Linked DNA regions of Homo sapiens: region 2 is linked to region 1. Evidence: chromatin contacts called from ENCODE Hi-C or POLR2A ChIA-PET data. All regions are on one chromosome and are shown on one strand. Each heading gives the region's core, a stretch centred on a gene start or an enhancer-like site at or near the end of the contact. The rest is flanking DNA. Distances are from core to core; before and after follow the strand shown. Region 1 overlaps CCDC192 (coiled-coil domain containing 192). Region 2 overlaps CCDC192 (coiled-coil domain containing 192).

The links. Hi-C counts contacts between places; a loop is a spot of excess contacts on that map. ChIA-PET counts read pairs that join two places held with the same protein, here RNA polymerase II (POLR2A). Pooled maps may share reads with other maps.
Region 2: a loop to region 1 is called in a map of PC-9, with 8 times the contacts of the local background. The contact joins two enhancer-like sites. A Hi-C loop is called at or near these places in 4 of 168 maps with a recorded cell type or tissue (Caco-2, Calu3, PC-3 and 1 more), 3 of 37 single-sample maps with no recorded cell type and 3 of 50 pooled maps. POLR2A ChIA-PET finds 5 or more read pairs at or near these places in 4 of 52 experiments (BJ, PC-9, activated T-cell and 1 more).

The regions. Positions count from the first base shown.
Region 1 is chr5:127,932,288-127,936,837 of GRCh38, forward strand. All of the region lies in intron 6 of CCDC192 (coiled-coil domain containing 192), which reads left to right. LOC124901059 (a long non-coding RNA gene) reads left to right here. Exons shown (of 3, transcript XR_007058925.1): 3 at 2,957-3,027. Among named protein-coding and RNA genes, the nearest start is that of SLC12A2-DT, 150 kb to the right of the region's middle. RefSeq lists an enhancer at 2,448-3,101. Within about 2 kb of position 2,869, at least 7 of the 41 ENCODE cell types and tissues checked have a DNase peak (open chromatin) inside an H3K27ac peak, as active enhancers do; they include PC-3 and PC-9, where a contact is called at or near this core.
Region 2 is chr5:127,890,418-127,894,627 of GRCh38, forward strand. All of the region lies in intron 6 of CCDC192 (coiled-coil domain containing 192), which reads left to right. Among named protein-coding and RNA genes, the nearest start is that of CCDC192, 190 kb to the left of the region's middle. Within about 2 kb of position 2,519, at least 4 of the 41 ENCODE cell types and tissues checked have a DNase peak (open chromatin) inside an H3K27ac peak, as active enhancers do; they include PC-3 and PC-9, where a contact is called at or near this core.

The DNA of each region.
Region 1 (4,550 bases), core at 1,619-4,118:
TCTGCCTTTCAAGTTCAAGTGATACTCCCACCTCAGCCTCCCAACTAGCTGGGACTACAGGCATGCGCCACCACGCCCGGCTAATTTTGTATTTTTAGTAGAGACAGGGTTTCTCCATGTTGGTCAGGCTGGTCTCGAACTCCCAACTTCAGGTGATCCTCCCACTTCGGCCTCCTAAAGTGCTGGGATTACAGGCATGAGCCACCATGCCCGGCCACCAGTTTATTTTTTCTAATGCAGTAGTGAAAGCATTATTTGAAGAAAAAAATACTCCTGGGGAGGGAATCTAGGATATTGTTGTATCCACCCTAAAGATACAGCAATTGTAACCTTCGGGCTGATGCTTTCTTAGGTGATTTGTGTTATATATGCACTTAACTTTCATTTATTTATTCACTTGACAAATGACCATCACTACAATCCATGCACTATTTTGGGCACAGGGGATACAGTACTGAACAAAACAATAAAAAAGCTCTGCTTTCATGGAGCTTTCATTCCACGAGGGGAGAGTGACTGCAAACAAGATAAAAACCAGATCTAGAATAGTCAGATACAGCATGTCAGTAAAAACAAGGCAGAAAACATGGATGTGAAGTGTTCAGCAATGGGGCTTGGGTTGAAATTGTAGGTAAGATGGCCAGGGAAGGCTTCACTGTGTGAAGGTGACTTTGGAGGGTTGAAGACCTGAAGGAACTGAGAGAGCTAGCCATGTATGCCTCAGGTATACAATTGTGCAGGCAGAGGAAATAGTAAATGCAAAGTCCCTGGGATAAGAACATGCCAGGCCTGGTAGAACAGCAGTGAGAATTGTGGAAATGTAGCAGAGGAAATGTTGCATTTACTCTGGAGAGGAGGAAGGAGGAATAGGTTACGTGCTATCGAAGTAAAGAGGTCCCAGATCACATAGGGCCTTGAAGATCAGTGTGAGACTTTGGTCTGCATGAGACGAAAAGTCGCTGGAGGATTGTAGGCGAGAGTGTCAAGACCTGACTTATATTTTGATGGGACCTCTCTGTGCAGAGTTGAAACCAGCCTAAAGTAGCAGAAGCAGGGTGACCAGAGAAGAAGCTATTGCGATACTTAAATACTAGGCGAGAGGGAATTACCACTTAAATAAATGATGAGCATGGGCACTGGAGTGAGTATATGCCTCAGACTGAGCATAAGAAGTAAGATAGGAATCTGTATTTCTCTTGGTCTGCTTAACTCCCACACACCTCTCACCGTGAGAGCATCTAATTGCCACATGAGTGATGCGAGTGGTTAGAGACAAGTGTTTTTCATTCATTCTACGTGTTCACTAAACCATAAACAAGTCCTAGAAGTGTCTTCATCAGCCAGGCCCCTCACTCTGGTCTGGAGACTGGTGGAGTACTAGGGTCTGAATGTTTGTGGTCCTCCAAAATATGTATGTTGACATCCAATCCCCAGTGGGTTGCTATTAAAAGGTAAGGTCTTTAGGAGGTGACAAGGTCATGAGGGCAGAGCCCTCATGAATGGGAGTAATGCTTTATAAAAGAATCTTGAGGGAGCCTATTGGCTTTTCCACCATATAAGGACACAGCTGGGAGGCACCATCTATGAGGAATGGGTCCTTACTAGACAATGAACGTGCCGGCACTTTGATCGTCAACTTCCCAGTCTCCAGAACTATGAGAAATAAAATTCTGTTGTTTATAAACTAAGGCATCCTAAGCAGACTGAGATATGCAGGCACCACAACTTCTCAAGGCCCAGATGAGCAGTAGGCAACAACTGCTTCCTACATGGTCTCTCTTGCCTCTTGTTTTCCTTTTCACTGGGTGTTCTACAGGCTCTCTGATCCACTGCTCTCAGGAGCACTACCCCATGTCATTCAGGCTGCAGCCCTTCCATCATGATCTCAACTAAGTATTTGTTCCCTTCTAAGTCACTTACTAAAACAGACAGATCTTCTTAAACTCTCAGGTTTGGGCCTGTTGCTAGGTGAAAACATATATTCTCTCCACTGTGCCATTACATCTCGAATTTTTCCTCTAAAATATAACTATTATAAGACTGATCTTCATTATATTATCAAAAGTTTCTAGCTAATTTTATATACTACATTTTAATTCTTTTTAGTGACCAAACCTCTTTGCCAACCAATTGTATTCTTATAATGCTGCTTGTTTTTTCCAAATCAATTAACACGTGCCTACTTCAGATGGATCCTAAATGTTGACAGCTTTAGTGGAAGGAAATTGAAGTACCTTTGAAGTCAGTCACTTGGCACTATAGATTGGTCTCTTTACAAGTAAAAACATTAAAAGGGGAGGACAGATGAAACTTCAAGACATAGGACTAATTTGATTTTCAAAAAGAAAAATATTTGTACTACAATACAAAAAAAATAAGTGAATCATTTATTTCAGAGAATAGCCATTTGCAAACGTTCACTGTAAAAATCTAGAGGATAGAAAACCTAAAAAGTTTTGTTTAGGTTTGTCAATTTAAGTGGGAGGGATATATTTCTAAAGAATATGTCCTAAAGCTGTGCCAAGTATGTGCAAGTCCAAGTATGGCAAGAGATGACCCTGGACTCTGTGGTGGTTGCAGACAAATAATACATAACTTTCAAAACCAGCCCCATAGTGAGTCAGAGTAGTGGGCATTTGTACAGAGGAGGAAGCTGACATTGTCTTTTAATCCAAACAGCAATCCTGGGTGGCTCTGGTGGAATGAGGTATTTAATCACCTCACCGGTGATCCTTGTTGGGTCTTTCTTGTTGAGTAAATACTTGGCAGCCTTAGTCATTAGCTTGAAAGGCAGAGGGAAAAGTAAACCTTCATGAGTGAGTACCCAGCTGAGGTGTTTGTTTAGGCTAATCCCAAATGCCCTTTAGGGCCTAACTCAGTGCTGCCCCTCCCCTACTTCACTGTGAAGCTGCAGCTGTGGAGCCAACATTTTATCTTATTTATTCTCTATGTGCAGGTTCCCAAACATAATTATTGGATGAATGAATGAACAAGAAGATGACTATGGAGGATACTTGGGATCTGGCTAGCAACAAGTATATTTCCCATTGTTAGAGGTAGTTGGGTCAGAAATTAGATCAGTGCTTCTCAGCATTTCTCTGTTCAATGCATACTTTTTGGTGGCACCCATAAAGAAATCAAAAGGGGAATATCCCTTTTTAGCAAGAAGTATTTAGAAAATCTAAAAGAACTCTTCCTCCTATTCATTGGGTCACTTTTCAGCCCTGCATCACTGTTTACAGAAAAGTGTTAACATCTTGGACTCGTGAAGCAATGTTTTCACACATTCTAGGTATGTTGACCTAATATGAAACCACTCCTTCTTGCTCTGATTAGCAACAAGTGATGCCCCACTGTTTTCCCAGTCTATGTATGGCAGTGTTCCCTCTGTCAGGTCTCTCTGTGACAGTGTACAGCTGCAGTGATCACAAAATTCAGATTTTTAACTCATTGATTACAATTGGCAGCCAACCTCTGAAGAGCTGGAGGGACACCAGTGACTGAGAGCCACTTGCTTAGAAAATTATCAAAGAGAGGCCAGGCACGGTGGCTCATACCTGTAATCACAGCACTTTGGGAGGCCGAGGCAGGTGGATCACCTGAGGTTGGGAGTTCGAGACCACCCTGGTCAACATGGAGAAATCCCGTCTCTACTAAAAATACAAAATTATCCGAGTGTGGTGGCTCATGCCTGTAATCCCAGCTACTCAAGAGGCTGAGGCAGGAGAATCGCTTGAACCCGGGAGGCAGAGGTTGTGGTGAGCCAAGATCGCACCATCGCACTCCAGCCTGGGCAACAAGAGCGAAACTCCGTTTCAAAAAAAGAAAAGAAAAGAAAAAAAATTATCAAAGAGATGTTACAGAAATAATTCCTATACTGGTAGCAGATGAGGCTAGATCACCCCAAAAATGTAGTCAACGCTCAGTCTTTTAAGGTACTCCTTCAACTACAGTCACCTCTATTGTTATCTATTTAGTTATTATTAGTCATTTTTGATGTAACTTTCACATGTCACTTTTCTCAGAGCATAAAGGTTTTGAGGGTATGAAGAACAGGAAGCTGGAAATGGCCAAAGGCAAGGTCATATTTTCTTCTGGGCCTTTGGTCTTTCAAGGCTGACATAGAAAAGTGAGTACAGCCTGGGTCAGCCGAAGGCAGAATGCTGGGACTGCCTCTCCTCTCACTAAATCTTTCTAACCCTGCCCAATTCCCACCGGCCATCCCCTATAGTCTTTTTGCGAGAACTGTACACCATCATTCTCAGTCCTGACTTACATCTATTTTAAGTCATAGAAGAAAGAGGGAAAATGATGAAGAATGATGTATGACTGTAAAAACCCCTTCAGTAGTGGCGAAAGTGATGAGTTTATACCCTCACTGTTGCTAATCAGGTTTTTCCTCCGTCTCACATAGAAGAGCCTTTCTTGTTGCAATCTCTGGGTTTCCTGGATCCTGTGGGTGTGGGGTTAAGGCTGAGAAAATCTGGTCAGATAACAGCACCTCCAGGCTTCCGGGAGACCCGCCTTGGCAAGACTGAGCTGCCAGCAGA
Region 2 (4,210 bases), core at 1,269-3,768, 42 kb before region 1:
CTGGTCAACAGAATGGCAGTGAGAGACCCTGTATTTAAAAAAAAAAAAAAAAAGGCTTAGGAATTTAACCTTCATTGGTCTGGCTCAAGTCCACTGTTGCTTACCTTCATCTAGCCATCTAGAGCTTCGTTATCTAATCTCTGGTCCTTCACAGATAGTCTCATAATTTCTTTTCTTTAACCAACTCAGTGCTTTACACTTAAGACAGGTTAATTATGTAGGAAGACAGTTTTGGGAACATCATTTTCAGTCAAAAATTCTTTCATGGATTCCCATTGCCTGTGAAATAAAATTAACATATTTTAGCCTGACATTCAGGGCCCTCTATGAACTGGCCTCAACACTTATTTCTAGATTTATTTCTTAAAACTTTCTTTCTTATACTCATATTCCCTGTCTCCATCATTTGCCCGACAAAACATCTGGTGGAAGCTATCTATCTCTGTTCTCCACTGCTACCTGGTTGGTTTCACTTTGTTTGCATGGTTATAGATCTCAGATGAACACATAATTTTGCTCAGCAAAGCAGCCATGTTTTTTTCCCCATAGATTGCTTTCTCACTATTCTGTACCCTCACACTTCTCTTCAAACTTCTCTCTTCATCCCCTCTATGTACACCCAGGAGAATGACCTTGCTTGTTTGTTTGTTTTGAGACAGAGTCTTGCTCTGTCGCCCAGGCTGGAGTGCAGTGGCGCAATCTCGGCTCACTGCAACCTCAGCCTCCCGGGTTCAAGCAGTTCTCCTTGTCTCAGCCTCCAGAGTAGCTGGGATTACAGGTGCCTGCCACCGCTCCTGGCTAATTTTTGTATTTTTTAGTAGAGACAGGGTTTTGCCATGTTGGCCGGGCTGGTCTTGAACTCCTGACCTCAGGTGATCCGCCTGCCTTGGCCTCCCAAAGTGCTAGGATTACAGGTGTGCACCACTGTGCCCAGCCGAAAATGACCTTACTTATGACTCATTGAGAGTACACAAGCCATCCGTGAGGGATTCTTATCTTTCATCTTTCCACTACCAAATCTAAATTCTTGCTTCTTCACTTGTTTTCTCCTGATTGCTTTTTGTTAGAGTGGAAGAAGGGTCCCTCCTCCCATTTAAGGTCTCTCGTTCCACCTAGTGCTCCACACTCATCATTCTCATCTTTCCAGTGATGTACTTATTTGCCTCATCTCATGCATGCATCATATACTTCTCTTTACTAGCTCATTACTATCTGCATAGGAACATGTTGGTATTTCACATCTCTGTAAAAACTTCCTTTGATGCCTCATTTCTCAGTCTCTTTGTCCCACTCTCACCTTGGAATAAGGTCAACATATTGAAAAGATTATCTCCACACACTATCTTCACTTCTTCACCTCCCTCTCATTTGCTGTTTAATCCACCACATTCTGGTTCTTTCTACTCCATCTAGATGATGGTATTCAACTGATAGTGCTTTTATGTATGGCATTTACTATCTTTTAGGTTACCTAACAATTTTTGTCCATTTCTTCCCATTGGACCACAAGCTCTTCGAGGGTATATATTACATCTTCAGCATATTTGTATCCTCCCACATTACCCAGTACTGCTGCCTTGCATAAAGACAGGCAGAAGTACTGTCTTTTTTTTATCAGAGTACTATTGGGTTTTTATCAGAGTACTATTAACAGGAATGGAAATGAAAGATGTTGCGCAAATTACTAAGTCTAAAAAAAGCCAAGAAGCTATAAAGAATGTTGGTTACAATAATTATCATTTGAAGATTGTTATGTGCTTATGTCATAATCAAATTGTAAATTATCTGATGCTATCATATACTTGGAGCAGTGGAGAAAGCCCTAAAATTAGAGACTAAACATCATAGAAACACATGATTTCAAAAGAAAAGGTAGACAATCCTGAGATAATTAAGGTGCTGTTGTTTGTTGTTTTGTTACCATGTAATTCTGATTACATGACAAAGATTAACTCCTGGATGGAACTAGCAGAACAGAAAAATACAGATGTAGTTATTTCTAAATTTATAGAGAAATTGGTTTAGTATCTAAGATGCTGACATTAGTTGAGCTGTAGTGTGGATTCAAAATGCCTTTAAAAAATCTAAAATGAACTCAAAATATGTTTCCATTATAATCAGAAGTGCATATGTACATTTCAGGTATGTAGGTGATGTGGAAGAAATTTTAAATTTTATCTTTGTGAGCTCTAGTAGTTCACTTGGCAACTGGCAGTGCAGTCCTCTGACATCATTTTCTCATTGTTGACTAGTTTTATGAAGATGTGGCATTGTTCTAGAGAGAAATTGAATAATTATGAATTTAAATAAAGTACTCAGAAATCTGTGTTATAGTTGGCCAAATGTGCAAATAAAGATTTTATTTTATTTTTAAATGCAAGAGCTGGTTAAATAGAAACACATAGCTCAGGGTTAGGAAGAGAAACAGTGTAGAGTAGGTTTGTATGAAAATAAAAGAACAGAGAAAATAATGCTCTCCATTGTCTCGAGTGACACAGAATTGGCAGTAATCCAAATACCGCAAGAGACAAGATTAATATTAAGTATATCTGTCAACATCCTGTTTGAAAATCTCAGCCAGGATCGGAGATATCTGAAAACATCCAAAGGGGGTTTCGCCTAAGAATGAGTCATAGTCTCCATAGCAGAAAGCCCTAAAATATCAGTATCGGGTGTTAGAAGTCAAGCAGACCTTAGCGATAATCTTGTCCACTCCCATGTTTTACAGATGAGAAAACTGGGGTCCAGACAACCCTCTCTCCACCCAGCTACACTGGCAGGCACCAGGAAGTAATGAACAGAATATGGATTTGGAACTACACAGAATTAGGACCAGATCCCAGCTCAGTCACTCAGACAAGTCCCTTACTATCTCTGAGCCTCAATTTCCTCAACTTTAATATGAGAATCAAAATAGCTACTTTGCAAGGTGGTTGTAAGATTGGGAGCAATGCACATATAAAGCATCTGACACACAGAGAATCAACAAATGCTAGGTCTTATTGCCCATAGTCCTGGGATTAGTAAAACAGAACAAGGACACCCACTGCAGTCCAAGTGTGTTCTCACTATACCTTTAGAGATCTCCAGTCCGTAGACCTCTTCCAAAAAGAGGGGAAGGGGAGGAGTTATTACACTCTTCTATAAACACGTAGGCTTTTGATAATCTGGAAATATCAAATGAGCCAGTATCATATAAAATGCCAACTGGAACTTACTAACTTGTCCAGAACATCAACATGACAAAGGATAGTTTAACATAAGGGACAGAAATCTGATAAACATTTATAAATACAGCCCAACAAAACCTTTCTGAATTGAATCTTTCACACTTAAGTATGTGTGGGGACGGGGTGTCAATGTTGCATATATATATACCAAACCAGGCTTTGTAAGTTACACAATGGCCTATTTTTAAAAATTCAGCAATAATGCATTAATTTTTCTAACATTTAAGACAGACCTCCTGTATCTAAAATAAAAGTTGAAATTAAAGAAAAAAAAATTTCATTCCAAATTAAAACTAAACTTTGGGAAAAAAAATCCAAACCTTTAAAGATGGAATGAATTATAGCAAAAAGATAAAGGAAAATTGCTTAAGCCTTTGCGGTTTGTAAAAGAGTTGAGACAAAGCTGAAATGTTTATTTGTTCTAATTACCTATCTCCATTGCAGGTGTATATGACATGGAAATACAGGCCCTACTACTTAAAGGATAGACTTAATGACTCGTGGGCATTCTGATTGCTCGGATACTTTAGTCCTATCTAATTTTTTTTTTTTTTTTTTTTTTTGAGACGGAGTCTTGCTCTGTCACCCAGGCTGGAGTGCAGTGGTGTGATCTTGGCTCACTGCAAGCTCTGCCTCCCGGGTTCATGCCATTCTTCTGCCTCAGCCTCCCGAGTAGCTGAGACTACAGGCGCCTGCCACCACGCCTGGCTAATTTTTTGTATTTTTAATAGAGACAGGTTTCACCATGTTGGCCAGGATGGTCTCGATCTCCTGACCTCGTGATCCACCCGCCTCGGCCTCCCAAAGTGCTAGGATTACACGCGTGAGCCACCGCGCCTGGCCAATCCTATCTAATTTTAACTCATTTATATAAATATAGTCATTAGCCATGACATGTTAACTTTGAATGGACAATGTAAGTTTCCACAGCTAGATTCTACTGAATACCTTCTCAGGATATTCCCTTTGAAAATGAATAA